Regions from separate parts of the Homo sapiens genome. Here all the other regions are linked to region 4. Evidence: chromatin loops called from intact Hi-C (ENCODE). Cell type or tissue: Panc1. All regions are shown on one strand. Region 1 has its middle 32 kb from the start of TBPL1. Region 2 overlaps LOC124901404 (a long non-coding RNA gene). Region 3 has its middle 12 kb from the start of SLC2A12. Region 4 overlaps TBPL1 (TATA-box binding protein like 1).

The links. Hi-C counts contacts between places; a loop is a spot of excess contacts. Peaks named below come from ENCODE experiments on the same cell type or tissue, not always from the same donor. Only the 100,000 strongest peaks of a DNase experiment are listed, where the experiment ranks them.
Region 1: it touches region 4 in a loop (2.4-fold over the local background); 46 of 110 quality-filtered maps call a loop at or near these places.
Region 2: it touches region 4 in a loop (6-fold over the local background); 33 of 110 quality-filtered maps call a loop at or near these places.
Region 3: it touches region 4 in a loop (7-fold over the local background); 99 of 110 quality-filtered maps call a loop at or near these places.

What each region holds. Positions count from the first base shown.
Region 1 is chr6:133,917,411-133,925,410 of GRCh38, forward strand. No RefSeq gene overlaps it. Among named protein-coding and RNA genes, the nearest start is that of TBPL1, 32 kb to the right of the region's middle. In Panc1, CTCF peaks have their summits at 4,058 (motif pointing left), 4,269, 6,715 (motif pointing right) and 6,928; DNase peaks (open chromatin) are centred at 4,047 and 6,751.
Region 2 is chr6:134,092,669-134,100,668 of GRCh38, forward strand. All of the region lies in intron 2 of LOC124901404 (a long non-coding RNA gene), which reads left to right. Among named protein-coding and RNA genes, the nearest start is that of SLC2A12, 44 kb to the left of the region's middle. RefSeq lists a silencer at 714-783. In Panc1, CTCF peaks have their summits at 4,688 (motif pointing left) and 4,889; a DNase peak (open chromatin) is centred at 4,643; H3K27ac peaks cover 1,166 bases.
Region 3 is chr6:134,060,542-134,068,541 of GRCh38, forward strand. No RefSeq gene overlaps it. Among named protein-coding and RNA genes, the nearest start is that of SLC2A12, 12 kb to the left of the region's middle. RefSeq lists enhancers at 1-483, 484-1,148. In Panc1, CTCF peaks have their summits at 3,485, 3,690, 5,330 (motif pointing left) and 5,531; a DNase peak (open chromatin) is centred at 3,504; H3K27ac peaks cover 4,743 bases.
Region 4 is chr6:133,970,005-133,978,004 of GRCh38, forward strand. All of the region lies in intron 1 of TBPL1 (TATA-box binding protein like 1), which reads left to right. The region is part of intron 1 of LOC128092253 (umcharacterized LOC128092253); the gene reads left to right. Among named protein-coding and RNA genes, the nearest start is that of TBPL1, 21 kb to the left of the region's middle. In Panc1, CTCF peaks have their summits at 3,557 (motif pointing right) and 3,785; a DNase peak (open chromatin) is centred at 3,621; H3K27ac peaks cover 3,841 bases.

The sequences.
Region 1 (8,000 bases), 53 kb before region 4:
CAAAGCTATGAAAGCTGTCTTAAAATTTTCTTAGAATAAAAGAGTGAAAAAAACCCATAAATCTAATGTATTAATATATATAAATGATTTATGTGTTTACATGAATATATGTTTCATTTACAAAAACATGTAAACATATAAATTTTGACACAAAAATTATAACTAGTTTATGTTTTATAAAAGAAATTCAGAAAAAAATTACCATTGGGATTAGGCTTTATGTAAGAGAATGTTCACACTGAAGTTTTTGTTGTGATAGTACACTATAACAGATGTAAGATTCAAGACAGAACCCCTTATGAATAATTTGTAAAGAAACTGGTCCAAAAATGGCTTCATGACCCTTGAACTCCTCAACCAAATCAAGAATAAAAAGGGAGAGGTAAGTGTGGGGAGAAAGAAGATTTTTGTGAGAAGAATATCTTTGAAAGAAGATATTGTATGTGGTATGGCGCTGAGCTGCGAGCCCCATTTCACTCCTATCTCAAGGGGGAAGGAGAGACCTGCCATTTCCTGGGGTGGGAGAGATTTCCCAGGGATGATTCCTGCCTGAGGCCACAGAGGCTCAATTCCTTTGTAGCAGAGCCAGGAGAGGAAAACTGTGCTGGGATCTATGGTCATGTGCCAAATAGCGACGTTTCAGTCAATGATACACCACATATATAACAGTGATCCCTCAAGATTATAATACCATATATTTATGGTAACTTTTCTATGTTTACATACACAAATATATAAAATATATAAATCATGTTACATTTACATCATGTTACAATTGCCTACAGAATTCAGTACAGTAACATGCCATACAGGTTTGTGGCCTAGGAGCAATATATACCATATAGCCTAGGTGTGTAGTAGGCTATACCATCTAGGTTTGTGTAAGTACACCCTATGATGTTAACACAATGGCAAAATCACCTAACAACACATTTCTCAGAAGCTGTCATCCACAAGAGAGCAAGCTGGCACCAGGTCGGCTTGGCCCCAGTCCAAGCAGAACACTTGGGGAGGCAGAAGAACCCAAGCAGAAAGTTAAAGCCCACAGACAGAGTCTCAGGGGGCCACATGAAGTGGAGATGCATCTGTCTGGGGCAAGGGACAGTTCCCATAAGGAAAAGGTTGGCTCTAAACATCTGCAGATCCAGAATACATGGAGCCAAATAATAATGATACCCTGTTCTAGTAAGATACTTCCTTTCCCCTTACGAGTCTCCAAACTCACCCCTTCCTGTTTCAACTTTTGGTGGTCAGAAACTGGCAAGATTAGTGGTAGAGGAAGAGAAAAAAAAGGAGAGAGACTAAGATGAAGCCAGCTAATGCCCTTTTCCCACTTCCAGCCTCAGGCAAATCTGTGCTGGCAAGCTGAGGTTTAACACAAATAGTTCAGAGTTTCTATTAATATCTTGAATTGGACTTCATAATTACTGAATTGAAACTCTATGACACTTAGAATTGTCTACTAAGAATTAGCACAAAAAGTATGGGACCTGCCAAATTTTCATTCAGGGGAATAATAATAACTTCCCCCACTGAACCCTTTTTAAAGAGGCAATAGGAGAATAGATAAATAAATAGGACTGGGCATGATGGTCCATGCCAGTAATCCAAGCATTGTGAGAGGCTGAGATGGGAGGATTGCTTGAGCCCGGGAGTTCAAGACCAGCCTGGGCAACATAGTGAGACCTCCACCCCCGTCTCTACCAAAAAACAAAATTAGCTAGGTGTGTTTCTAAATAAATAGATAAATAAAGTTTTGGGATTACATCATCCTAGCAGTTATATTTATTACAGGGACTTTCCATTCCTCACAGCACATTTCTGTCAGATTGGAAAATCAGCACTAACATGTTTTCCCTATGATCCCTGTTTCTGTTGCCACAAACTGGATACCACTTCAGTTATCAAAGTCTCCTCTCTTACATCCACCCATTCAGGATCTCACGTATTTTTCCTTTGCATTGTTTTGTACAACTATTCCTTCCTTTCCATTTCCTATCCTCGTGGCTCTATAGGTCCAAATTGCCTCATATCTTGGCTACTATAATAATTTTCTCATTCGTGAATTTGGTTAGGTCTCAGAATCATGCCCCAATCCAATCTATTCTACACTGAAGCCAAATCTTCATGAAAACATGATACTCCTCGATATTTCTTTGCCTGGCATTCGAGGCCTTCCATGCTCTGACTTTACCTTCATCTCAATGTTATTCCTACTTTTTCCCCATCAAATATGTTCGTTGGATAAATGCTTAAACCTCTGCATCTTTTCCTTCTGCCTGGAATATACCCATGATTGTGGCTATATTTCAGTTTTGTAAAATTCCATCCTTCCTTCAAGGTCCAACTCAAATGCCATCTCCTCCATGAAGGCTCTCCCAATCACCTTACCAAGAAGGTGTAAGCTGCCGTGTGAGTGAGATGGATTCTAGGATGGTACAGAATCAGTTCATTAAACCAACTCATAACTGGAAGAGGCATAACATTTGCAGGCTCCTATCAATATTGATTTGACCATTCACTGAAATTTATACATCTGAGCCAAGGATAGATTAATAAAAGGGACGTGACTCACACAAAGAACCAAAATCTCCATTATGTATTCAAAATTTCCCAGAAAGATATGAGGGACAAAGGAAATTTGGTCACAAGAAAGCAGAATAGAGTTCTACCCTATTAATGGTAGACTAGAGTTCATTGGGTTTTTACAGAGGTTGGATGAATGACCCACCTTTGCAGTCAGTGTCCTATCAGAGGGCAGAAACCAGAACGTAATTTGAATAAATTAAATTTTAAGAAGTTGACTACTGGCCGGGTGTGGTGGCTCATGCCTGTAATCCCAACACTTTGGGAGGCCGGAGCGGGTGGATCACTTGATGTCAGGAGTTCGAGACCAGCCTGGCCAACATGATGAAACCCTCTCTCTACTAAAAATATAAAAAAATTAGCCGGGCATAGTGGTGTGCACCTGTAATCCCAGCTACTTGGGGGGCTGAGACAGGAGAATCGCTTGAACCCAGGAGGCGGAGGTTGCAGTGAGCCGAGATGGCGCCACTGCACTACAGCATGGGTGAAAGAGCAAGACTTCATCTCAGAAAAAAAGAAAAAAAAAAAAAGTTGACTGCAGCAGAGGATTAACTATAAAGGGAGAACCCTAGGGATGAGTGAATATACCCAGCGAGGGAACAAAGTTGGAAAAGAGGGCCCCTTCCCAAAGGTAGGATTCAGACCTCACTGGAGAAGTTCACCGGAGAGAGGAGAGGTTCCTGAGTTGATTGAGGCCATAACTGTCCCACAGCTGGTCTGAGCAAAGGCTGGCAAACTAGAATTTCAGCTAGAGCTCGCAAGCAGGAAACTGCCTATTGGGGTGCAGGCTGGCAGAGGCTGGCAAGCTGGGAACCATGGCTGGGAATTACTGGGAAACTGCCCTCTAGGGTTTAAGGGGAAAGCCACCCACAAAAGGTGCCACACCTAGGAAGTCGCTGTAAAGCCACCTGAGGAGACGATGGATGGAGATCTCCACAAGGGAGTGGCTGTGTTCTGGCCACCAGATGCTGCTGGAGGCCACACCTGCTGCAGGAGCATGGTCTGCAGGAGCCTGCTAGGAGGAGCACAGTGGGTGAGGCGGTGGCTCATGCCTGTAATCCCAGCACTCTGGGAGGTCGAGGCAGGCGGATCACTTGTGGTCAGGAGTTCGAGACCAGCCTGGCCAACATGGTGAAATGCTGTCTGTATTAAAAATACAAAAATTACCCGGGCATGGTGGCAGGCATCTGTAGTCCCAGCTACTCGGGAGGCAGAGGCACTAGAATCACTTGAACCCGGGAGGTGGAGGTTGCGGGGGGCCGGGATTGCACCACTGTTCTCCAGCCCTGGGGACAGAGCCAGACTCTGTCTCGAAAATATAAAATAAAATAAAATATAAAATAAAATAAAATAATAGAAAAGTAAAATCCTGCTAGGAGGGGCACAGTGGATGAATTCGAAAGAGGAAACACTTCTCCTTACAGTGTCCCTCCAGCGCCCTCTACTGATAAAGTTTAGCATCGTGCCAGCTGCAAAGGAGAGATGCTGGTAGAGACTGGCTCCAGAACAGTGGGTTTCCAGCTGAACAGGCAACCAGGAGTGGATTTGGAGCTGAGAGACAACAAATTGATAACTGGAACACTGCCAAATCATTTCCTCCTATATTCTTCTTTTTCCATTCATAAGTCAAAATGGATTTGTTAGTCCATTCCCAAATTCCTAAATCCCAGGGTTTCTCTAGACACCACCATCAAAGAATTCCAAGGTAATAAAATAAACTTATTGAGGCTTGCTCTAGGATAGGTGTTTACATACATTATCTCCCTGCTGCAGTGGTAACATAGTGAGTGCTATACTTTTGGTAAGCTGTCTATAAGTACTTGCTACTACTCTTATTATTTATTTATTTTTAAGGAGTCTCACTCTGTCACCCAGGCTGGAGTGCAGCGGCGCAATCTCGGCTCACTGCAACCTCCGCCTCCCGGGTTCAAGCGATTCTTCTGCCTCAGCCTCACTAGTAGCTGGGATTACAGGCGTCCACTATCACTCCCGGCTAAGTTTTGTATTTTTAGTAGAGACGGAGTTTCACCATATTGGCCAGGCTAGTCTTGAACTCCTGACCTCGTGATTCGGCTGCCTCAGCCTCCTAAAATGCTGGGATTACAGGCATGAGCCACCGCGCCCGGCCGTTATTCTTACTTTACAATATGAGAAAACTGAAGTTCAAGAACTCACAACTAGTAAGTGATGAATCTAAAACTCTGAATGTAAGATCATTTGACTAGAATATTGGTGCTCTAGTCACTAACTCAGGACGAACTTTTCACAAAGGGACTAATTTTTTGATGTGATGTGCTAAGAAATTCCAAGTTCTAAGCTGAAAATGTGGTGCCTCAACTAAGGTCCTGCCTTTGAGAAATCCTGCAGGCATTCAACTATTGCTTTTTGGATGACACATATTTTTTGTAAATGTCTAAAAAATGCAATAGAAGTTAAGCTTTTCTCTTTAACTTTCATTGTGAGTGTGCTCAGAATCTAGCTGTATTCACATCTCTAGTTCTGGGTGATTCTATTAGCCTAGCATTTATGGAGTGCTGAGTAAATGCTAGACACTGTGCTAAGTGCTCTGCATGGCTTTACCTCTATAATCCTTGCCACAACCCAGAGGACAGGCTATTTTCCAGATGAGGAAACTGAAGACGGGAGGGGTTCAATAACTTCACCAAAGTCATCATCTAAGCGGTGACACTGGTATTTTAGTCCAAATAAGTCTTACTCCAGGACTCAACTTTTTTTTTCTTTTTTTAGACAGGGTCTCACTCTGACACCCAGGCTGGAGTACACGATCTCGGCTCACTGCAACCTCCACCCTCCTGGGTTCAAGTGATTCTCCTGCCTCAGACTCCCAAGTAGCTGGGATGATAGGCATATGCCATCACACCTGGGTAATTTTTGTAACTTTAGTAGAGACAGGGTTTCACCATGTTGGCCAGGCTGGTCTGGAACCCCTGACCCCAATTGATCCACCCTCCTTGGCCTCCCAAAGTGCTGGGATTACAGGCATGAGCCACCGCGCCTGGCCGGCTCAACATCTTGACCATGCCATGAGGCCAGGGCCCAATCTAGTCACCTTTTGCTTCCCCTCTGATGTACAGTTTTCTTTGTTTCCAATACTTTAGATATTTAAGCTTTAAAAATATAAAATGAGGCTAATATATTTTTCAGCTGCTTTCAATTAATAAAGGAAATTGCTCCTTTGAGATTATTAGGCTGTTTTAAGAATGTCAGGCAATTTTATAGGGAGCAGCCTATTTCTAATTCTTTTAGATTAGCAGAGGAAGAGCCGCTGATATGTTGCCCCCTGCCCGTTCTCACTGATTCTGGGTGAAGTAGTGCAGATATGTGGGTACATGCCATGAGCAATTTGTGATTGTCTAGGACAAGGATAGCAGCTGCTACAGTATTTTTGGTGGATTGATCTTTCATTGCCTTGCTTCTTACCCTGGGTCAGCTTGCTGGGAGCATCACATCTACAGAGTGGCTTTTATGAAACTCGAGCAGTGAGTTCACTTGTGCTTCCCTCTTATGTTTAACAAAAATATATCTCATGCCCATTTCTGTGACACTCAAACTAGAATACAACTTATGTAACTACTGAAAGCAAAACCTATTTAAATATTGACTTCTTAAATACTTGCTTCACTTAGCATTTTTTAAATTCGATTTAATTAAATAATCTCATGTATAGAATATGACTATCATGCCAAAGCTATCTGATGGTAAAAAAGATGGGAACACAAAAAAAAGAAGGTTAATAGTGTAATATCCCATAATATTGGTTTACTTAATTTGATTTTATAAAATAAAATTAAACATATGTAGGTCTACTTTTAGATAAAAAATATTCCTAAGGGCCTTCTATAGACCTCTCAATCCATGGACATCTGTCAATTATAAAATCTTCCTAAGTTTTAAGGCAGCTGCATGGCTAGGTCTAATGGCTGTCCAGGAGTTCCTGATGTACCATAAGGAGGATTTCAGAAACTTGTAGATCTCACCGAGTCATGACAGCAATTATAAACGGTTGACAATTACTGTTCTAATGAATGGACATTCACCTTTCATAAGCTTCCCAATTCTTATGCTTCTCTGTATAAACCCCTCCTTCCTGTTCACCTGTTACACCACATGGTGGCAGCCTTGTCTCTCATTTCCTTTTCTGTATGTTCACAATAGGGATCTTGACTGCTGCTGTAGGTATCCAGTTAGGGAAAAAAGGAAAGGAGAATCCTCAGAAACCAAATAGGCAGAACCATGCCCTGGAGGAAACTAGTAGAAAAAGTGGTATTTTCCTTATTTGTAAAACTGAATTAGGTGATTTGTAAAGTTCCGTCTAGCTTTAATTCATGATTCAAAGCTGAATTGATAGCAAAGTTGAACCTGCTAAGATTGGGCTTACACGTGAGAAGAGGCTGGTGGGCCAAAAACTTCATGGGCAAGCTCAGCAGGCACATTCCAGAGAGTGGTGAAATAGTAAGAGAAAGTGCAGGCTGAGGACGCTTCCAGCATTTTCCAAATGAAAGGTATGAAAATAACGACCTCATCAAAACTCTTTGAAAGTATGAAGGTCTCCAGGACAAAAAAAAATTAAGAAAGATTATGATGGAATTTATGAATGAGCTAGAAAACACTGGTTCTGTGTTTAATTTCCATACCCTAGAAAATGTGCTAAAACCAACTCTTACGCATAAAACTGCCATCTCAGAAGAAAATTAGCATCAACTTCTAGTGTAAGCAACTCTGCTTAGAGGAGAAATATACTACCACCCCCATCCAACTAAGGCATAGTTTCAGGGGGAAAAAATTACTGATCAACAATATTGTAACTCCTCTGGAGAAAAAAATAAGTTAAAAGAAAGGTAGCCATCTGCATAATGTCTAAAAAAAGGGGGAGATGGAGAAGAATTTTGTCTTCTGCAATATTGTTCAGGAGAGAAAGTCATGTTCACTTTGCCTACAGATTTTGTCCATTTGAGATCTGTGTACTTTTAAATAAGATACTATCCTTGTTTGATAATGCTTGCCACTGAAAATATTCAAGTATTTTTCCACGGATGAATTTCCTGATCACTGATGATTTTTGTGATGGAGAAAATATCTTAGCTTCAGTATTTATTTGGAGACGATGTAATCAAGTGTTTCAGAGCAGAAGTTTTAGAATCAGACAAAGCAAGTTCAAATTGTTGTCCTGACACTTGCCCAAGTTACTCAACCTAAAACTTTTCCTCATCTTTGTGGAGATACAAATGTAACACATAGGGTTGCTTCTGAGACAATGAATATAAAGTGCTGAGCCCAGTTGCTGGCACGTGGTAGATATATGACAAATGGCAGATAGTGATACTAATGACCAATTATTTCATTGAAGTTTTATTAGTTTTGATGGATATTTTTAATTGATTTCATTGTGTTTT
Region 2 (8,000 bases), 120 kb after region 4:
GACCAAATCTCTCCCTAACCTGAAAGTGAAAGAATATCTCCCTAAGCTAAGTGACAACTTCTTTACCAATTACAGCTTTGACATCATTCTATTCTCTCTTTCTTGATAAGGTCACTAGGATACCTGTTATACACTGAATTCTGTCCCTTCCCCTCATCCTCAAGTTTATATATTGAAGTCCTAACCCTCAGGACTGCAGAATGTGACCTTGTTTCAAAATAGAGTCATTGCACCAGAAATAGTTAAGTTGAGATGGGTTCGTCTATAGGATGGGTCCCTAAATCGGTATGGCTGGTGTCCATAATTATAGGGAGGGTAAATTTGGACACAGACATATACGCACAGAAAGAACACCATGTGAAGGCTGGAGTTATGCTACACAAACCAAGGAACTACCAGAAGCCGGGAGAGAGGCTTAGGATGGATATTCTCCTACCACTTTCAGAGGCATGGCCCTGCCCACACCTTGATCTCGGGCTTCCAGCCTCCAGAACTCTAAGAGAATAAATCTCTGTTGTTGAAGCCACTCAGTTTGTAGTACTTTGTTACAGCAGCCCTGAGAAACTAATACATACCCAATCATGAGACCAACCTTGGGGAAAAATCTTACTTGTTTGAACTCTCCCCAGAATCACCTAACACAAGCCAAAATCATGTAAGTCCTCTCACACCCTCTACTGACATGCCCCACAGTTCCCCATACACAGCATGGTATGGTATTTCACTTCTCCTTTGTTATGAAAAGTCAATAAAACCACCCTTGTTTAGTTACCAGTGTGCTCCCGGTAGCCTTTGGCTAGAGGGCATTGACACAACTCAGATAACTTTTTTCCTCAATAATGTGTATAGTTTTTGCTGTTTCAACTGCTTGAGTTTTTCTTGGGGAACTCTTAACTTCATATCACAGATGTCTATTCTCTAATATCTTCTCTTCATTATGAAAAGGCTTTTATACATCATAACTGATTTTTATCCAATTTCAAGTCTGCTCTTTATTGCTTCAAATGTGGATTTTTAATTTGATTTCTGCATTTTGAAATTCATTTAAAATATTTCATAATCTTTCTACTTTCATTGTCTTAGTGCACTTTTGAAATCTGTTCAGTCTTTTGTCTTATAACTTGCTGGTCTTATTTTACATAGGAATATCATTTTGAATCCTCTCGAAAATTTCAAAGCATTTTTTTAACCTCTCAATTTTTCTTCTGGATTCTATAATCATTTTTATATATTTTTTTAGAGGGTTTTGTTTGTTTGCTTGCTTTTGGTGGGGGCGGGGGGGTTCCAATATCTGGAATCTCTTCTTTGGTTCGGTAATACATTTTCAAAATCTCCCATGCTTTTTGTTTATGTGTAGTATCACAGATTACTGTTAGAAAGTATTCACCTCTATGGAGAAATATACTCAACTAAGCCAGCCTAGATCAACCAATCCCTACCTGACTCAAACATTTATAAGAATAAATATTTATTGTTGTATGTCCCTAAGATCATGAGATAGGCCTTGGGGAAAAACCTATGCCTTGCTATGCATCGTCTGCTAATGGATACACTATGTTTTCTTATTTCTTTGCCTATTCATAGTCCCATGAGGGGTTACCTAACAGACCTGGAATTTGCCAGAGCGTGGATGATGTTTTTGGTTTTACTGTCTGACAATTGGATGCGGGTTAAATGTTCTCTTTAGGTCTATAACTGTTTAATAGGTTAGTATACTCAGCTCCTAGCCCAAATTCTAGCAGCTAACCAATTGCTTACATCTAGCTTTGTTCTGTGGAACCAATGGGATTGTATTTTACCTCTTCTACTATTTCTCTGACACTGAACACAAAGAGAATATGAAAAGTGATTCCTTACAGAGCTGGCACTTTCTGCTTAGAGTACTTTACTTAGGAGATTACATAGCCCAAGATTCAATGCATTCTCTACTAGTTCAATTGTCTTCTGGGAGTTGCAGTCACAGCAGGGAGGAAGAGATGCCTGAGTTTTTTTGTTTTCATTTTTCCTTCCAGTCCAGTCCTTGCATTTCTGGAGCAGGGGTAGACGGTTTGGGAGGTATTAAGGCTGTTCAGTTTCCTGTGTCACAGCACAGGCTGGGCATTTCAACCCAGGCCATTCCTGAGAGTTAAGAAACATTTCTCTTAGGGTCTAGAATATTACCAGTCTTGATTTTCAGTGCTGCAAGTTTTTATATATTTCTCTTTTCCTCAGAATTTTATTTTTTATTTATTTATTTTTTTTCAATAGGAGGTCTCAGATTGAAACCCTGAGTCCATGCACCATTGCTCCCATGCCTGCCACTTGTCAACCCTCCTGTGTAACTGGCTCTGTTGGATACTCTTTTCCCAAGAATTTTAATAAGAAGTAGGAAGAGGATGGGTCAGAGACTCCTCACGGGTTGCCATCTTAAATAATGGAATAAAAATGAATACAGCTATGTAACTAGAATATATGTGGCTTATAGGAAGGGAATAATTTTCCATTTCTTACCTAATTTATAGCAGAGTACTAGACACATAGTAATTGTTCAGTAAATCTTTTTGATGGATCAAATCAGTTTCATCTAAACCATAGACAATCCCTTATTATCCAAATGGCATTTTTTGGCAACCAAAAAATAAATTTTACACCCATTTCCAAGGTAAAACTATCATGCTATAAGATATCAAGTTACTTGATATTTATTCATTTGATGTAAATTAGAACCAAACTCATATGCTTTTTTTTCTTTTTTTTTTTTTTTTTTGTTTTGAGATGGAGTCTCGCTCTATCTCCCAGGCTGGAGTGCAGTGGTACAATCTCAGCTCACTGCAACCTCTGCCTCCTGGGTTCAAGCAATTCTCCTGTCTCAGCCTCCTGAGTAGCTGGGACTACAGGCACATGCCACCATGCCCGGGTAATTTTTGTATTTTTTAGTAGAGACAGGGTTTTGCCATGTTGCGCAGGCTGGTCTCTAACTCCTGGCCTCAGGTGATCTGCTGGCCTCGGCCTCCCAAAGTGCTGGGATTACAGGCGTGAGCCACCACACCCAGCCCCAAACTCATGCATTTATTATGAAGATTAAATAAGAGTATTGCTTACAGTAGTCAGTATAATGTCACTATAACAGTAAGTATGTCTTACAGTTAATAAACATGAGCTTTTATTATAAGCCTCTTAGAATGTAAGTTCCTTCAAGGCAGGACTTTGACAGTTTTCATCAACCCTATAGCCCTAATATCTTAGTGCTTGGTATGCGTTTATTGAAAAAAATAAATTAGGAATGAATGAGTAAATGAACAAATTAAGTCACACAGAGCCAAACTTTCTGCCATCCACTTTGGAAAATTGTCTACTGGTTCTTATTATTTGTGTTTGGAACTAATAAGTCTCAGTACAAGTTTACCATTTTGCGGCACCAATACAAGTAATGAAAACCTCAGAATGATTAATCTCAAAATGAGTATAATCAGTTTATAAGAGATTAGTAAGTTGAAGGAGATATTCTCTGTCTAAACTTGTTCATGATTTTAAAACTCGTGACAGGCACTAACAGCAGGTAATTCCATATAAATTAGTACTTGAGCCCCAACAAAGTTGCTTAGAGAAGTTTCTTTTAATTTTAATATAAGGACTCCCTGAAATATTCAGCATTTATGGCATTGCTGACATTAGTTCATTACAAAAGTGATTTTAGCTACTACTATGGAAAACATAGAGTGAGCGAGAAAATCAAATACCTTGGGAAAATCAGGCAAGTAAATATTTACAAACGACATTTACATTACATAAGACAAATGATTTAAGGGATTTTTTTTCTATTAAATGATCTTATTTATCTTATTTTATGGTGTTTATACGACTTCAGTGAAACTGCAATATAATTAATGAGCTTAAAATTATAATTACCTTTTAGCTTTTAAATCTTATGATCTTATAGTACTTCAGTCCTGGGGAAAACATGTTTTGCATCTCTTTTTAAGTAACTACAATTTAAAATGTTGTCTTCATTTTTGAAAAACAAGTAAGAGGGCAGGTGCGGTGGCTCACACCGGTAATCCCAGCACTTTGGGAGGCCGAGGCGGGCGGATCATTTGAGGTCAGGAGTTCGAGACCAGCCTGGCCAACATGGCAAAACCCTGTCTCTACCAAAAATATAAAAAATTAGCTGGGTGTGGTGGTGCACACCTGTAATCCCAGCTACTCAAGAGGTTGAGGCAGGAGAATTGCTTGAACCCAGGAGGCGGAGGTTGCAGTAAGCCCAGATCGCACCACTGCACTCCACCCGGGTGGCGGGGCAGCGGGGATCAGAGCGAGATTCTGTCTCAAAAAAGAAAGAAAAAAAAAAAAAAGGCAAGTAAGCATACTTAATGTCTGTTGTCATGCAGACATTTTTTGTCTCTGATAAAATGAGTCCAATCAAAGTGTTGTTTCAGAAATCTTGTGATTTTAAGGTTTCTAGAATTTTCCTTCGCTACAAGTCTAACGCTAATGCTTGAAGGTTAGAGAGAAGTCATAAAATAATAAAGCAACAGTATCATTATATAAACAAAAACAAAAATCTTCTTTCAAAAAGCCTTAAGCAGCTCCTTTTTTCTCCAGTGCCAGAAAATTCTGGCCCTTGAATCATTTGCAGTGGGCTCACCAGACTTTTCCAAGCCAACATTGCCATCTGCTGGTGAAGTTGCTATAATAGCTTATAAAATGAAGTGATGGATGGAGAGCGGAGGCTTTGTTTTAGCTTTTGTTTTAGTTTGACTACCTTGCATAAAAAGTTCATTGAATGTAACAATATTTTAGTAGCAGAATTTAACTAACCTAGTGAGATTTTAACTAAAGCAAAAGAGAAACTAAAATTCTTTAAGAACTAAAATTCTTATGAATTTTATTCAAATTGGCTTCCTGAAAGAATTTCACAATTTGCTGCAGAGACTAAGAGCACGGATATGCATGGCTGTGCTGTTTCCTACCTGTGTGACCTTCATAAGCTCTCTGTACCTTTGCTTTCTCATCCATAAAATAGACATACTCAGGACAGTGCTTGGCACACAATATGTGCTCAGTGAATATTAGTTGTTATTATTATTAATATTTCTTCCTAAGGTAGACATGAAAGAAAGCTTCTTGGTTATTTTGGAACACTTCTGATTTCTAAGATATTAATCTGTTTGTTTTCATAATCTTACAATAGCAAAACATAATGGAAAGTCTGAAATTTTACTAAAGTTTTAATTTTTACTTCTTGAAATTATTTAAGATCTTAAAATATGTTTAATTGAGGGTCATTTCAAGTTATAACCCTTTTTAAAGCAGTATTTCTATCTTGAATGTTCACATGTTTCTACAAATCCAATTTATTATGGTGCCAAGATTTGAAACATATGTCTATAAGCAAATAAAAAATGGATAATGCTTTTAAAAATGCAGCATTTAATTACTAAAAACAGCTTCTAGAATGTGAATATTATTATAGAAGACAAATGGCCGAGCCATTCCCGGATCACATAGTCCCTGAGCCGGAATTCACTGTGACGTTCCCACACTGTTTCTTGTCTCCCGTCAGCCTCTTGTTCCCCTTTCTTCACTTTACAATTTTTTTCTGTAGGATCATGCCCTTTCCGGTGTAAATTTGCCTATCTTTTCTCAGCTGCTGCCAAATCTTCTCTTTATCAATTACCCTAATCAATACCAAAAAGGCCCAAGAGTAAAGCAGGCCCCTTGAAGTCCTCAGAAGGTCATGAGGAGGAGGAAATTCTTCCATATTAATATCTGTGTCTCAGTCACATACATATGCTACAAATCACAATGAACACACAGTGCAATTCAATTAATAACCCCTATTCCCCAGTGCCAGAGATGTGAGGAAACTGTTACCAGATGTTTCTGTCTTAACTCTATTAGAATCCAATTTTCTAGTCATTGTCTCCTTTTCTGAATCCCAATCTTGTTAAATCTGAATGGTCACTTTTCTTACATGAGGGCTTTTAGACTAATTACAGAGAACTGCTGCAACACATCTAACACTAGTGTTTAACGATCACACGCCTTCAAGTCCTCCCAGCCTGCTCCTTGGTGCTCTCATCCCACTAAGGATGATCCTTAGCAAACCACATGGCCTTTCATCGCATTACTCAGGTTGAAGCCATCTTTAGCTTCTCTTTTTGTCTCACGTCTCAAAGTCAGTCCATAGACAACTCAACAGCTCTGCATTCAAAATACAGCCCTCGTCTGACCTTTTTCATCTCCACCATCGCTAATACCCTAGGCAAGCTGCCATCTTCTTTCCCAGGACTACTGAAATGTCTTCTAATTCACTTTTTATAAGTGTCAACCAGATCATGAGCCTTCTCTCTTCTAACTCCTCAATGTCTCCATCTCATATTTCAGATTCCATCCAAAGTCCTTAGAATGGCCTCCAGGCTGCACAGAAACCGGGCAGGAATGACCTTATTTCCTTGGACCTTCTTCTTCCACACTGTGCCCAGTCTCACAAGACTTCTAACTCTGCCTGAACATTCCCACTTTAGAGTATTCGCACTTGCTGTTTTACCCACCTGGAGCGCTCTTCCCAGATGTTGCAATGACTTGCTTCCTCATATCACTCAGAACCTCTGCTTAAATGTGACTTCTACATCCAGGGCTCCCCGAAACATGCTAACAAAGGCAGCCATCCCCTTCCTCACTCCATCCCATTACACTCCATCCCTGAACCAGCTGAGCCCTATGTTAATTTGGAGCACCAGTCACTCCATGATATTATGGATTTATTTGTTGGTGGTATGCCTCTGCCCTAAGATGTCTACTTCATCAAGGTGGGGTCTTTGCCAGTTCTTCACAACTATACTCCCAGTGCCTACCAGATAGGAGGAATTTTCTAAAATTTATTGAGTTTGTGTGAGAATTATTGAAAAAAATGAAACTTTAGGGGCTCTATTGACTTTTTCTCAGATTTTACATTTAATTATCTAAAGTAATAATTATCACTTATAGAATACGTGCTAAGTGATAAATACTAAGCATTTAACACACATTATCTGACTTAATCCTCATAGTAATGCCAAAAGAATTACTGAATTGAATGTGTTTTCTTCGATTGCCTGGTGACCCTGGTTATCCATTCATTTTCAAAAGTTAAGAAAATTCTTATTATAAACTACTGAGAAAGGAAAGGAAAAAGAAAGTGCTTCATCAATACAAATAAGTAGCATAGATTTTCTCAGACACTGTGTAGATACATTTCCAAAACAAGCCTTTTCCCTGGATTTAAACTGGCTTAAGCTAGTCCAACCATTAGAAACAGATCATTGCTGGGACACGTCAGTAGTCTCCAGTGACTAAAGGTAGTAGAGAGTGAGAGGTGTTCCCACACAACCTTACTATCAGGTATATGTTATGATGAAAGCAAGTTTCAGGTTGAATTATGGCTCAAACAAATAGCTTTTAGCAAGCTGGCCCAATAACAGCTATATAATCTGTTTTTACAAGCTCTGTGACTACCTTGCATAAAAACTTCATTGAATGTAACAATATTTTAGTAGGAAGATTTAACTAACCTAGTGTGATTTTAAAGTAGCATGATCAGGTTTTCTTTGGAGCCCTAGAACAAGAAATTTGAAAGGTATGGGAAGCTGCACTCATTGGATTCTGATATCCCAGCTCATGCAAGGGCAACCATTCTTGCATAATATTTTTTAGCAAATCACATAACTTGAACACCATTCATTTCAACAATTAAAAAATGAATTCTAACAGCTCTTATGCTGGTAAACAATCCTTATAGTGCAGATGGAAATCACCGAAGCCTGTAGGAGTAGCCTCTGCAGGGAGGCTGCCTGATTAGAGTGTTTCAAATGCTAACCACTTCTGGAGCATGTATTCTTGATTAGGGAAAACATGCTTCAGATGTCAAATAACCTATCCTAGGGCCTTCACACTTCATATATATATCACACTGTCCAAGTTTAAGTAAGAAAATATTTGCAAACTATTCATCTGACAAGAAATTAATAACTGGGCCGGGC
Region 3 (8,000 bases), 91 kb after region 4:
TCAGGAATGACTCCCAGAATAATACAGAGCTGACTCATCAGCTGGGCTCCTACATCTGAGCTGCCCAATGGAGCCATGAGTTCAGGAATGCATTGTTTAAACCCAGAGAGCAGACCATTTCTGCTCCCATACCTGCATTCTCTAGGAAGCTATAGATACTGGAATGTCACCTCAGGAAAATCTCGTATCTGCCTGATTCCCTAGGATAGCAGAAACTCCCCAAAGAGGAAAACAAAAAGAAAACAAACACACTCCCTTCATATTCATCTTCGTGCAGGTGCATCTAACTGATATCTACACCCCTACTGCAAGGAAACCTGGGAAATGTAGCTTTCTAATCAATCTCTCCAGTGGGAGGGAAGGCAGGATGGAAGTTGAGAGGGCCACGCTGCTGTATCCGGCATCATAGTGAATGTTTGTGTCAATAGATCATATGAGCTGGGGCTTCAGGTCTGGGCCCTAGCAGGCCAAAGCTGAAGTTGTAATAGCAGGAGCAAAAGGGACATGCATAATAAAAGAAGCGTGAGTGCTGGACAATGGAAACTCACAGAATGAAGCAGAAGCAGGACTCTATGGCCCCACGACAAGGGTCTTGGCTTTGGGTTTTCTGTGAGGCCTAGCTGTGGTGTTTTTTGTTTGTTTGTTTTTTGACGAAGTTTCACTCTTGTTGCCCAGGCTGGAGTGCAATGGCGGAATCTCAGCTCACTGCAACCCCTGCGTCTGGGATTCAAGCAATTCTTCTGCCTCAGCCTCCCAAGTAGCTGGGATTACAGGTGCCCACCACCGCATCCACACCTGGCTAATTTTTTGTATTTTTAATAGAGACGGGGTTTCACCATGTTGGCCAGGCTGGTCTCGAACTCCTGACCTCAGGTGATTCACCCATCTCGGCCTCCCAGAATGCTAAGACTACAGGCATAAGCCACCACATCCGGCCCTGGCTGTGTTTTACACTTGCCCTTCTATGCTGAGGGACTGACTGATATCCTCTTTTCTATCCCCGCTCACTCCCTATCCATCCCCATTTGCAAGGCACTTCTGTCTTCTCTGACCTTCCCTCCCCCGGGGCTGGGCCAAGTGCTCTCCTCTCTGCTCCCAGGGCACATATTGCTCTCACAGACGGAGCATTAAACAGAGAGTGCTGTGATAATTCACTAATCTGTTTTCCCTATTAGTGTGTCAACACCATGAGCACAAGGTCGTGATCACCTTGTTCATACTCCTTCAGAGTTTGGCATGGTGTCTGAAACCTTGAGTTGCTCACTAAATATGTATTTAAAGAAATCCAGGAGAAAAGGAGGAAGAAGAAAAGGGTATACACAATCAAACTTCTGATCAACCTTATGTTGTTTCATTGCAGCATCCTTTTGAAAGTAGGTTCTAGGCCTAGTCTTGGTTCTAATTCTGGCTGTACCACTTACAAGCTCTAGAACCTCTTTAATGCCTCAGTTTCCTTTTTTCTAATAGATAAGGACAACAATAGCAGCCATCTCATAAGCTTCTTGTGATGATTAAATGAATTAATATATAGAAAGTAATTAGAACAGTATCTGACCATAGTCATCTGCAATAAATGATAGCTGTTGCTGCATCCAAGGGACTCCATAGAAGTATATAGTAATAATAGAAAAAATGCTGGGACAGGGCACAGTGGCTCACACCTGTAATCCCAGCATTTTAGGAGGTTGAGGTAAGTGGATCACTTGAGCCCAGGAGTTCAAGATCAGCCTGGACAACATAGTGAAACCCCATCTCTACAAAAAATACAAAAATTAGCCAGTTGTGGTGGTGCATGCCTGTATTTCCAGCTACTCAGGAGGCTGAGGTGGGAGGATCACTTGAGCCTGGGAGACAGAGGTTGCAGTGAGCCGAGATTGCACCACTGCACTCCAGCCTGGGCAACAGAGTGAGACCCTGTGTCAAAAAAAAAAAAAAAAAAAAGAGAAAGAGAAAAAATATTGGTTCAGGAGTAAGAGAATATAAATTCTAATGTTGGAACTTTATTATCCATGACTTTGGGCAAGTCTTATAATCCCTTTAGGTCCAGTTTCATCATCTCTAACACAGGGAGACATATACTTGCCTCATACAAAGCTGTCAACTGCTTGCCCAGAAGCAAAGCTTTCTCCTCTTGGCAATATTCCTGTAATTTTTTTATCAGGGTCAGGGCAGGGGGGATTGCATATTGCATGCGGATTTGATGTACTTGTCAATTAATGTTTACCACTCTCTACCTGCAATGACAATTAGATACTCTATCCCTAAAATGTTAGTCTTGAGAGGTAGCATTAGACTACACCCGAATAGAACAGCCATTCCCAATGGCAGAACTCAAAAAAGACCATCTATTTATCAGTTTCTATGTCATGTTTCTCCTGAGCTATTCTGTTTTTTCCCCGAGACAGTTCTTCTTATTTCAGTTCTATGAACCAAAGGCCAAGCAACAAATTCATTTTTAGCTAGTGTTACCCAGAGTGCAAAGATTCCCTAACATAAACTCTCTCAAAGGATTTTAGTTAAGAGAAAATCAGTTGAAGTATTTGAAAACATCTTAAAAACTATTAAGGTGCTATATAAATATGAACCGTTCACCAAGGCAACAGCAACAGCAACTGTAGAAGAGAATCAAGTTAATGCTTAGTCCATTTGTTTATCCATTCAAACCATGCTCTCCCTTTCTAAATAAGGATAGAAGCAGCATATGACAGGAGACTGGCAACTGAAACAGTGGTGAAAAACCAGAAAGGTCCAGGCATCTCTAGTTACAATAGCATGGCCTGACTCAGCATTTCATAGAGGCCCATACACAACTGGAGCCCCCTGGTGAGATCTTTTAACTCCCAGGTGAAAATCTGGGGGCTGCCCTTACCTCCCAGGAGTGGTGAGATAGCTGCCAGGAGAAGAAAGTGCAAGTGTAAAGGATTGAGGTATATTTCCATTCTTCAAGCTCCATCTTCAGAGAGGCTACTCCATGAAATGGCATTTGTCAAAGTTGCGATCCTTCTCTCCCTGTTGGGAAAGAGAGCCGATACTGGAAAGCTGAGAGAATCAGCTTCAGCATGAAAATAGGACGGGACTTGCTAGGACAGAGCTTCCAAACTCATCTTCTGCAGAGCTTGTATGACCACTGAGATGTTAATAGATATTCTGTGGAATTAAAAAATGAGGAGGCTGTTTCATCATTCAAAAAGTTTTGAGAAATTCTTCACATTATATGCTGTTCTCAGGACATAAAAAAAGTTTCATGTCTAAGAAATTTTGCTGTATACATGTGTAAACAGTTTTAGCGTAGATTTCCTCGCACTTTTAAATTTTGGATTCTTAATTTCCCTGTCCCCCCTGCCCCCCCCCCAAAAAAAACCTGCTAACGTTTAAACGAACACAGTTTGGGAAATCTGCGTTAAGTCCTTCGTGGGAGTGGGGTTGCTCAGCTCACAGTAGGCCACGAACCTGAATTTTCTCTTGTCTGCTGCCCCCTTTTGATAGATGGAGGGAAGAGCAGGCTTCCAGTGCAATGGACAGAAGAGGGAGCCTGCAAGTTGGTAACAGAGTCTATTAGGGAAAGAGAGAGTCACTTGAATCCTCAGAGCTGCTCCTGTCAACTGCTTTGTGCAGTTTTTGTGACTTATTAGCTGCTTGTTTGCACTCTATCTACGCCTGCCCAGGTGTGTTTGGGCCCTAGAGCGAAGGGAGCACAGGCGTTCATTTAGAAACTTATCCCTCCGTCCAAATATTGGATGCTTACCATGTGCCTGGTGCAATGCAGGGTGATACAAAGAGGAAGATAAGTGAGGCATTCTTATCGAAGGACCAGACACTCTTCCAGCCTGACTATATTCATTACACTCGTGCCTGACCTTTCTTTGACTCTAAGATTCTTCCTTTCTAAATGTGAATCTTAAAGACTGAAGTCTTTGATCTAAGACTGCTTTCTTATCACATCACATCCAACAACCAACTTTTCACAGCTTCCCAGATCCCAAATTCTGTTTAGCAAGGACACTTGGATTTTTTTGTTTTTTGTTATAAATGACCTCTTCAGGTTCATATTTTCACTATGTCCAGAATTCTTATTTTATTCTGTTTTGTGCTGACATTGGAGGCAGAGTCTGTGTCACAGAATACACCACTAGGGGTTACCCTGGACATGGAAGGGTATTCACTCGGGGAAGAAATTTTAATGGAATTTTTAATATCTAGAGCTGTCATTATCCTGTGATGGTTCACAAGAAATGGAACACTTAAAAATTTCTACAGAAAAAAAGGAAAATGTCATGAGGCAGTTTTTAGTACTTCCATCCCTTTCCTGGCTGCTCTAACTTTACAGGTACTTGTAAGTGGCAATTAAGCACTTTTTCCTAATTCCAGAGTCTTGCCCCACTTCAGAGCAACATAGAGTGGCCTAGACAGGCTGAGGTACTTTGCCGCTTCAGTCATCATTAATCTATGGTATTTACTGATGAGAAGTAAAGTGGTAGAAGAAAAAAAAATTTTCTGTTATCCTGGGCACTTGGAAATGAATGTATTCTCACAATCTGTTCTCAAAACAACTTACTGATTCTGGGGTTCTGGAAGCTCTGATGTGCAGGTGAGCCTTTTAAATTCCTCACTGTTGGAGCTCCTATCTAGGACTCACTGGCTGGATGAAAACGGTTCTTTTTATTGCTTTCTGAATGTCTGCTAGACAGGCGTAAGCAACACCTTATATCTGCCTTCTGAAAAAGGTAAAAGAACTGGGACCCATCCACCATGCTGGACAGCTCGGCAGTGGCAGTGGCCTCCCCCAGACCCTGTTCCGAGTGCTCCACCAACAAACTCACCAGCAGTCAGAGTCTAGCCTCTCCCCAAACTTCACCTTCATCACAATTCATTTTAAGCCCTTCCACAACCCAATCAACTCTAGATCTACTTAATGGATAATAATTTGATCTCATGCAAACTGCACTTTCCTCTTCTCAGAATGATCCTTCTACCCCTTAATTAAACATTTGAGAGTGAAAGAAGAGAAAATTCGGGTTCAAAGATTGGTAAGTCTAAGAAACCTAAGGAAAAGGAGTTAGTAAACATGTTAATCAAAGAGTGAGCACTTTTCGGAAGCGCAACATTCAGATACCTTTCTTGATTGGATTCCAGAAGACTATTTCTGGGAAGAGGAGATTTGCATTTTTCTAAAGTCTTCTACCCACAGCCTAACCACCCTAGGGCTTTGAAATATTTTTTTTCTGATGTGCAGTCATAATTGAATAAATAAAATGATTCCTGATCATTTCTTCTCTTCAGCTTTATAATGACATCACTAGGAATCACAACATGTAAGGATTGAAAGTGACCTCAGAGACTCTAGTTCAGCGCCCCCTTTTGACAGGTAGAGAAATTGAGCCCCCTCCATGGTTAAGTGGTTGGCCACATGGTGACTTACTCAGTGGCTTTAGTTTACAAAGCAAACCGCTAATTATTAGGTAGTAGAATTACTACTTTCATGTTATCTTTAATTTTTAAAATTATCAAAAAACATTAGTTAAGTCTGTATCACTGGTGCTGCAGAACCTGAACAGGTGCTGCTGTGGCCTGGGCCCTACAGATGCAATTCTCACATTGCCCCACCCTGAGAAAGGACCGACAAGGGAATCTGCTTGTCCAAGTTCGAGGGGTTGGTGAAGAATAGGACAAAGGCCGGGCACGGTGGCTCACGCCTGTAATCCCAGCACTTTCAAAAGCCTAAGTGGGCGGATCACCTGAGGTCAGGAGTTCAATACCAGCCTGGCCAACATGGTGAAACTCTGTCTCTACTAAAAATACAAAATTAACCAGGAGTGGTGACACACACCTGTAGATCCACCTACTCGGAGGGCTGAGACAGAAGAATCGCTTGTACCCGGGAGGCGGAGGCTGAAGTGAGCCGAGATCATGCCACTGCACTCCAGACTGGGTGAGACAGAGCGAGACTCCATCTCAAAAAAAAAAAAAAAATAGGACAAAGATGAGTATCAAACACCACTAAATATAAAATATAATCTTATCATTCCTTATCCTCAATGATACTTTCCATTTTTTTCTGTACATGGCAAAACATTTATACACCATAGTAGGCAGTTAAAAATGTATAGTATATTCACATTTGCCACCATCAGGGAACTAGATAATGAGTTAATTTTTTGATGACCACTCTGAAATTTTATTTTAACTATTCTAATTAATATGCCTTAGTTAACATATGGTAGGAACCAGAATGAATATCTTCTGGATTACTCTGAGTAGTGAGTATATTGTGTTGTCATACAATGATGTCCTGAAGAGTAACTGATGTGTCAAATACAGTCACCTTTGCTCCTTCTCTCAGTTGCTTCTGGCTGATGGTCCTTGTGATGGTTAATATTGCATGTCAACTTGATTGGATTGAAGGATACAAAGTATTGATCCTGGGTGTGTCTGTGAGGGTGTCGCCAAAGGAGAGAAACATTTGAGTCAGTGGGCTGGGAAAGGCAGACCCACCCTTAATCTGGGTGAGCACAATCCAATCAGCTGCCAATGCAGCAAGAATATAAGCAAGCAGAAAAATGTGAAAAGAGAGACTGGCCTAGCCTCCCAGCCTACATCTTTCTCCCATGCTGGATGCTTCCTGCCCTCAAACGTTGGACTCCAGTCTTTAGTTTTGGAACTTGGATTGGCTCTCCTTGCTCCTCAGCCTGCAGGCAGCCTATTGTGGGACCTTGTGATCATGTGAGTTAATACTTAATAAACTCCCCTTTATATATATCTATTCCATTAGTTCTGTCCCTCTAAAGAACACTGACTAATACAGTCCTCAACATTGTGCTCATTTACACCATGAAAGAACTTGAAAAACTCTCTTTTTTCTCTCTTTTTTTTTCTTTTAGAGATGGAGTCTCACTCTGTTGCCCAGGCTGGAGAACAGTGGTGTAGTCTTGGCTCACAGCAACCTCCGCCTCCTTGGTTCAAGCAATTCTCCTACCTCAGCCTCCTGAGTAGCTGGGATTACAGGCACACACCACCACCCCCGGCTAATTTTTGTATTTTTAGTAGACACAGGGTTTCACAATGTTGGCCAGGCTGGTCTCAAACTCCTGGCCTCAAGTGATCCACCCACCTCGGCCTCCCAAAATGCTGAGATTACAAGCGTGAGCCACCACACCTGGCCAAAAAACTCTTTTTTTTTTTTTGAGACGGAGTCTTGCTCTGTCGCCCAGGCTGGAGTGCAGTGGCGCGATCTCGGCTCACTGCAAGCTCCGCCTCCTGGGTTCACGCCATTCTCCTGCCTCAACCTCCCGAGTAGCTGGGACTACAGGCGCCCAACACCATGCCCGGCTAATTTTTTTGTATTTTTAGTAGAGATGGGGTTTCACCGTGTTAGCCAGGATGGTCTTGATCTCCTGACCTCATGATCCGCCCCACTCAGCCTCCCAAAGTGTTGGTATTACAGGCATGAGCCACCGCGCCCGGCCCCAAAAAACTCTTTAAAAACTCCACACCTCTTCACACATTTTAAAGATGGCATCTAAATATTTTACCATAAGTTAAAATAGTTGCAGAGTCTATATTTTCCAAGGTACTGTATAATGCATATTCCTTTATTATATGCGTCAAAGCAAGGAACTACAGATCCAATCTGTAGATAACATCTGCTACATATGCTAATCGGCCTCAGTGTCAAACCAAATGTCAAATAATACTTATTTTCCACCAGCAAATTTTTAAGTTCAGATAAAAACATACATGTGCATCTTCTGTGACAGTATTCTCATTTTTGAATTCTTACTCTAAAATAAATAGATTATAGCTGGAAGGAAGGAAGGAAGGGATGGAGGGAGGGAGGGAGGGAGACTCTCTATGAATTAGAATTTGAGATCTGAAGTTTGCAGGAGGAGCAAACAGGCCCAATCCCCAACTTATACTGAAAAATGGTGAAAAAGCAACTAGATCTATCAATCTATGAAAAACATGGAGGGACCCTACGTGCATATTGCTAAGTGAAAGAAGCA
Region 4 (8,000 bases):
AGAAGACTTGTTTTGTGCCACTCCTAACTGTTGGTTAATTATCTAGCTCTGCCTTCCCTTTTTGGACACGAATCTTCTGGGGAGCCCACCACTTTGCAGTGTTAAGTATCTGGTTTTTTGTGTGGCTTCATGAGATCTTTCATGTGACCTCAATTGACTCTGTCAATTTTCTTTTTTATTCAGTTGAGAACAACTACTCTTTTTCCATTCTTATGCTAAATGTCCTAAGATTTTCTTCACACAGCTCACTGTTTTTATATCTCACACCATCGTACTTTGCTTTGGATATTTGGAAATAATATCTTTAGTATCTTTAAATAATAATTTGATAAATTCTGGATACTGTAGATATTTCAATAGCAAAGGCTATTACTCTCTTTGGTCTGGACATTCTTATCTAACCTAAGTTTATGTGTATATGTGTTTGTTTAAGTAATACAGTACATTTTGAACCCCATGTTGTCTTAATATAACCTATTATTAAATAAAGTCCTAATCTTAAACAGCTGTTAGAAATTATTATGGAAACTTTTAGGCAGAAATGTGGAGAGAGTAGCATAATGAACACTCATATATCTGTCACCAAGGTTTGTTTTTGTTTTGTTTTTGCTTTTTTTTTTTTGAGACAGGGTCTCACTCTGTCACCCAGGCTGGAATGCCGTGGTGCCATGATAGCTCATTGCAGCCTCAACCTCCCAGGTTCAGTGCACCTCAGCCTCCCAAGTAGCTGGAACCACAGGCATGCACCACCATACCTGGCTAATTTTAAAATTTGTTGTAGAAATTGAGTCTATCTGTGTTGCCCAGGCTGGTTTTTTATTTTTTAATTGACACATGATTGTACATATTATACATATTTATGAGGTACAGATTTGTTGTATAGTGATCAAATCAGGGTAGGGCATCTGTCACCTCATGAATTTATCATTTCTTTGTGGTAAGAACAGTCAAAAGCCTCTCTTCTAGCTATTTTATGATATACTTTACTGTTCACCATGGTCACCCTACTGTGCAACAGAACACCATAACTTATTCCTCCAATCCAATTGTAATTTTAAATCAATTGACCAACCTCCGTTCATTCTCATCCTCTTCTCCTCAGTCTCTGTTAATCGCTCTTCTTTCTGCTTCGATGATAACACTTTTTTTTTTTTTTAAGATTCCACATACAAGTGAGATCATGAGGAATTTGTCTTTCTGTGTCTGGCTTGGTTTATTTAACATGATGTCCTCCAGGTTCACTAACGTCACAAATGACAAGATTTCTTACAGCTGAATAATATTCACATTTTCTTTATCCATTCTTCCACTGTTGGACACTTAGATTGATTCCATATCTTGGCTATTATAAATAGTGCTGCAGTAAATAGCGAAGTATAGAAATCTCTTCAACATCCTGATTTCATTTTCTTTGGATATGTATTCAGCAGTGGGATTGCTGGATCATGTGGTAGTTCTATTTTTAATTTTTTGAGGAACTTCTATACTGTTTTCTATAATGGCTATGTGAGTTTACTATCCTACCAACAGTGTGTAAAGTATTCCCTTTCCTTCACATCCTCACCAATACATAGGTGTTGTTGTTGTTGTTGTTGTTGTTTGTTTTTTTATAATAGCCATTCTACCTGGAGTGAGGTGGTATCTCATTGTGGTTTTGATTTGCATTTTCCTTATGATACGTGATGTTGAACATTTTTTCATATACCTGTTGGCCATTGGTATGTCTTCTTTTGAGAAGTGTCTGTTAAGGTGTTTTGCTTATTTTTTAATCAGATTATTTCTTTTGCTGAGTTGGTTGAATTTCATATATATATTCTGGATATTAATCTCTTATCAGATATATAATTTGCACATATTTTCTCCTGTTCTGTGGGTTGGCTTTTCACCCTGTTAATAGTTTCCTGGGCTGTGCAAAAGCTTTTTAGTTGGATGTAATCTCTGTCATCTTGATCTAATAATCGTTAAAAGGTAAAGCAGTAATACAGCATTTTTTGGTGCTAAAATACTGTGATAACTACTATACAAGTCTGTGCTTTATCTTAGAATAGATTATCCAAATTTGTTTGGTGGCAAGATTCCAGACATCAAGAGTCATCTGAAATTGTATCTCAATGTATTTGTTACTGAGTTCAAACAGTGAAAGATTTTAAAGTTAAATTGCAGACAAGACATTCCCCCAAGTATTTGAGTCTACATCTCTAAAAAAAGTCTGTCTACATAACCACTCTATTTTCTCTTCTAACAAAATTAACAGTAATTTCATAATTTCATGTCACTCAGATCTATTCAGATCCACTCAAATCACTCAAATTTCTCTCAAATATCTTTTATACTGATTTGTTAAAACCGGGATCTAATCAAGGACCATGTTATACAGACATTTTGTCATTTTAATTAAAAATAAGGGCCTTACATTTATCAGTGATAAATTTTATTTTGTTGGTAGTGCCTCTTTGGGCTTGTCCAGTAATCAGCAAACTTTTTCTTAAAGGGCCAGAGAGTAAATATTTTAGGCTTGTGGTTCATTTGGTTCTTGTCACAACTACTCAGTTGTGCTGCGTAGTCATTATGGAAACACACGGGCATGGCTGTGTTCCAATAAAACTTTTGCAAAACAGGCACTGGCCCATTGGCTGTAGTGTGCTGACCCTTGCCTAACCTATTATGATCTTGGTGTTTGTTTGTTTGTTTGTTTGTTTGTTTTTTTCCCCTCATCTGTAACTGTTCTCAAGTTTTGCATCAATTCATTAAATAATACAATTAATATTCAACTATTGGTGAATCCATCTGTCAGTAATAGCCACCATTTAATGAACACATACTGTATGCTATATACTTGGCATGGATAATAATATTTAATCCTTAAAAGCACCCTGTGAGGTACAGGTGGTATTATCACCAATTTATAGATGAGAAAATGAGGATTTAGAGAGCGGTTAGGTAAGTGGCCCAGTGTCACATAGCTAAATGGGAACACTAGGTCAGAGCCCCCTTTTATAAGGCTTATTTTATACTATCAAACAGATACGAAAGAACATCGTTCTAAAAGGCAAATGTTAGCTTTTCTTCATCCTGATTCTAGGCATGTGTTGAGAGACTGTCAAGTAATGTGTTGGGATTGGGACACAAAATGTCTATTTCCTAATCTACTATTTGGGGAGCTTTATAAAGGATGTGAGGTTACTTTGAATGGCCTGTCTTTCTTTTAGAAAAGAGCTATCTCTAGGAGACCATGTGGGTTCCTATTGTGTTTGCAAATCGGTCTATTATCAGTCCTCCCCTGCTTCTGCCATTTCTTAGATCATAGATGGTAATTTTGTGGTTAGAACCTTAGGGCCCATTCCCCTGTATCCTCAGCTTCAACTTGAGTATACTTTAAGTAGCTAGATTCTTCTTTTCTGTATTCTCAGGTTTATTTATTCTCTTGGCTTTCAATTAGATTTTAGATTTATTTTTGCTTCGTTTTTATGACAGGGTTTATTGTGGCCTTTCAGTTTAAATATCTTTCCTGGTGTGGAAAATTTTAAATGCAGTAGTCTTTGATGCAATTTGTCGTAAAAGCCAGAAGGTGGCGATGTTTTCCATTTAAGGTTTCAATTCATTGTAGTTGCTGGAGTAATGTTTTTGAATACCACTAGAAAGAGGACCAAAAATACAGATGATGTGTTCTTGTACACAAAATCTTTGAGTGAGGAAGAATGTGCTTTAACTTCTATGATGTATTTTAATAGAAAGCTAGAAATATGCCACTTCCTGAAGGGCTACAGTTTTGAAGTTTGCTTTTTTTATGAGAAGATATTTGACAAATCACACTAAGCCATTTCCTTGAGAAACAGGACAAAACACCTGATCAAGCTATGTCTTAATATTAGGCCTTGGGCAGTGGGCAAATAATTGGTATTTGTATTTAAATCAGAATGGGAACAACTATTTTTCTTATATTAAACCTAACATATATATATATATTTGTTTTTTTATTTTAAAGCATCCAGACTTTACCAAAAAAAAAAAAAAAAGTCACCCTGCTGTGCCAATTCTCTGAATAGAACAGTTGTTAACATTTTGGCAGATATAACTATGTAAGTGCATATGTAGATACATAAGCCAAAATGAACTCATAATTAGACATATAATTTTTTCTACTCTGGCAAACATTATGGACCTCTGTCTACATCTCTACATCTGTCTAGCTTTATAATTTATAAACTCCATTTAGTAGTCTATTATATAAGACTGTACTGTATTTAACTAGTTCCTTTTCATTGGATGTGCAGGTTGTTTCTGTTATAAATAAAATTGCCATATATCATCTTATTATACTTTGGTCAGTTCAGTTATTTCTTTTTTGAGATGGAGTCTTGCTCTGTCACCCAGGTTGGAGTGCAGTGGCGCGATCTCAGCTCACTGCAACCTCCGCCTCCTGGGTTCAAGCAATTCTCCTTCCTCAGCCTCCTGAGTAGCTGGGATTACAGGCGTGCACCACCACGCCCGGCTGATTTTTGTATTTTTAGACGGGGTTTCACCGTGTTGGTCAGGCTGGTCTCAAACTCCTGACCTCGTGATCCACTCACCTTGCCCTCCCAAAGTGCTGGGATTATAGGCGTAAGCCACCGTGCCCAGACGAGTTCAGTTATTTCTTATTGTTACTGGTTGACTATAGTTCCACATATATTTACATTTTAAATTATCTGAATACACACAGCCAGAGTATCTCCTATAGAAAGTTTTTGTACCAGACTGTAAGAGAACACAGATTTACTCACACTTTCAACATCGTTTGATATTTGCCAATATAAGTAAGTGTCATCTTATTCTTTTAAGTTAGCATTTCCTCAATTACTAGTAAATGCAAAGAACTGCTAAATAAATGATTAGTCTAAGAAAAAATGAATTTTAATATCATTAGAATTAAGGGATAATGAAAACACATATCCAACTTCAGTCACACCTAAGACACTGGGTTATAATTGTCTTAAATGTTTATACAAGAAAAGACAGTTAAAAACTAAAGTATTAAGTATTCAACTTAAATACTTTCATTTAAGAAATTAGAAAAAGAATATATTAAATCTGTGGAAGGAAGGAAACAATGGACATGGGCAAAAAATTCACTAGAGAGGATCAGCTACTGATAGTTTGTTCTGAGAAGAAACCAAAGTGGAAAAAAAGCAAGATTGACGAGAGCAATAAAAAGCAGGAATAAATGATACTACAGTGAAAAAAGGGTAAGTAGGCTACAACAGAGACTTTAAAAGATTATTAAGACAACCATGAAGAATTGTATGCCCAGTAAATTTTAAAATTTAGAAGAAATGGAAAATTTAATTAAGCAAAATAGACTTGAAGAAAACAGAGACATGAATTATTTTAAAACTCTTAAAGAAATTGAATTTAAAAGTTTAAATTCAATCTAATTTAAAAATTAGAAATTGTCTTAAAAATTTATCAAACAAGAAACAGTTCCAGATAATCTTCAGGTAACGTCTTCTAACCTGTCTTCCTGAGAATTAAAAAAGAAAAAAGAAATAAGCCACCTTAAATTGTCTAATGAGTCTAGTATAATCTTGATGCTCAAACCAGATAAGGACAATACAAGAAAGGAAGAGTATAGGCTAATTCTACCCAATAACTAAATGAAGTATTAGCAAACCAGATTCATCAATAATCTTTTAAAAATCAAGAATTAATTGGATTTAGGAATATAACACTGTGTATAACAAGTTTAAGAGAAATATATGAGAATGATAAGACTGCAATTGAAAGTAGAGGCTTTCTCTGGAGGGAAAGGTGAGGAGGATGTGATTTGGAAGAACAGCATGGGGAGGCATCAGTTGTATTGTAATGTTTATTTTTTAAGCTGAATGATAGGTACGTAGATGTTCATTGTGTTCTTTTTGCCTTTTTGTATATCTTAAATATATGGTAGTGCCATGATTAGCAGGCTTAATAGCCTTGTGAGTTTAAATGTCACTTTCAAATGCTGTATTTTTGGTGGAGTTGCTTAAACACATTCCCCTTGGAATCTATACAACCAGTTAAAAAAATCATGTATAAACCACCATGAAATATAATGAAATGTACTGTATATGCATTTTCATGAATGTTGTGTCAAAGGGCTTGTAGGAAAAAAAGATCGTTAACTCTTTTGCATTCAGTGAAAATAGGTGGCTTTGGAAATAGTTTCAGCCTTGCTAACAGTTTTTTTTTCATGCTTAGAATTAAACGAAATAATTTGGAATTCTAGGTAGATGAGAAATTTAATATAGTTAAGAGTTTGAAATGTTCGATTTCATAGCGTTCATACACCAAATAATTGAACATTTACAATGTTTCAGATACGATGTTGAGTCATGGGAATATATAGACCTATAAAAGAGTCTTTCACCTCAAGAAGCTTAGAATTTAGTAGGGGAAATAGGTGATTCTGGTGTTTAACTGTAGGTACCATCATAGTCATAAACAACTTGGAATATTTGTTCCCTTCTGGGAATTAGTTTCCATCTTTCCTTTAGCTGTTTTATTGTTTTTCTTGTTTTAATTTAAACAAAGTGGTGAGTCTGTGTTTTCAAGAATAACCTAAGCCTTTGAACTACTAATATTTAGTTAGACCTGTTTAACCCATCGATAAATTATGTCACTACACTTAAAAATACAAGGGACATGTTAGGCAATCAGATGCTTTGTAGAAACTGAGCTATTTGTCGGCCTGGCGCGGTGGCCCACACCTGTAATCCCAGCACTTTGGGAGGCCGAGGCAGTGGCTCACGAAGTCAAGAGTTCAAGAGCAACCTGGCCAAGATGGTGAAACCCTGTCTCTACTAAAAATACAAAAATTAGCTGAGCATGGTGGTGGGTGCCTGAGGCTGAAGCAGAGAATTGCTTGAATCCAGGAGGCGGAGGTTGCCGTGAGCCAAGATCGCGTCACAGCCCTCCAGCCTGGGCAACAAAGCGAGACTTGGTCTCAAAAAAAAAAAAAAAGAAAAAAAAGAAATTGAGATTTGTCTGTTTCGTTGGACTGTCATTCTAATTATCCTATTGAAAAGGGATATAATATGTTTAGCTTTAGAAAGTAAATCTTTGTTAATATCCAGTTCTGTGCTCTCGTTCTACAAGACAGATGAACTGATTGCAAGTGGACCTTTTTTCATGCTTCGAAAAATGTGATCTTTTATGTAGGTTGCCTCTTTTAAAAAAGTACTGACTTTTTATATTGCATCTTTAATTGAAAACTTCTTATTAAAGCAATCTTTTCTGAGCCTGCTTTTCAGGTTACTCATATTATAAAAATATGAATACTTAGTAACTTATGAACTATTCCCATGACCTTATTTTTAAAATTTAAGTTGCTGAAATGATGAAAAATCACCAATTTTGAATTTCAAGGCTTCTTTTTTGCATTCACACAGATTTTCTTTACCCCTTTTTTTCTTGACTTAGTTTTACTTATATTGTCCTTAGTGTTGTCCCCTCAGGCAGAACTCAAAGTAGTAAATTCAGAGTAGAGTAGAACTCAAAGTAGTAAATCTGAGTCAATTTGTTTTCTCCTGTTTGATATAAAAACAAGTAAAATAGTAAATTTGATAGTTGATTCGCATGAAGTTTCTTCTTCAGTAGTTGCCTTGTGGTAGCTTATCCTCAAGGGATGTGCAACAGTTAGGATTAGGTTTGGCTGTATATCACAGAAATCCAACATGAGGGAAACTGATTTTTCTCTCATACTCATGAGGTCTAGAATTAAGAAGAACAGGGATAATAAGGAGATTCACAGCGTCAGGGGCCAGGCTGCTTCTATCTTGTTGTTCTACCATCCTCATCCTCATTGTCTCGTGGTGCAAAATTGGCTACTTGAGCTCTAGCTCTCATATCCAACCTCTAGACAGCAAGAATGAAAAAGGGCAGAAAGGCAAAGGAGCCCTTGCTGGCTTAGTTGGTTGCTCTAAGTAGACTTCCCAGAGGATACATAACCATTTTATTTTATGTCTCATTGACCAGAACATATT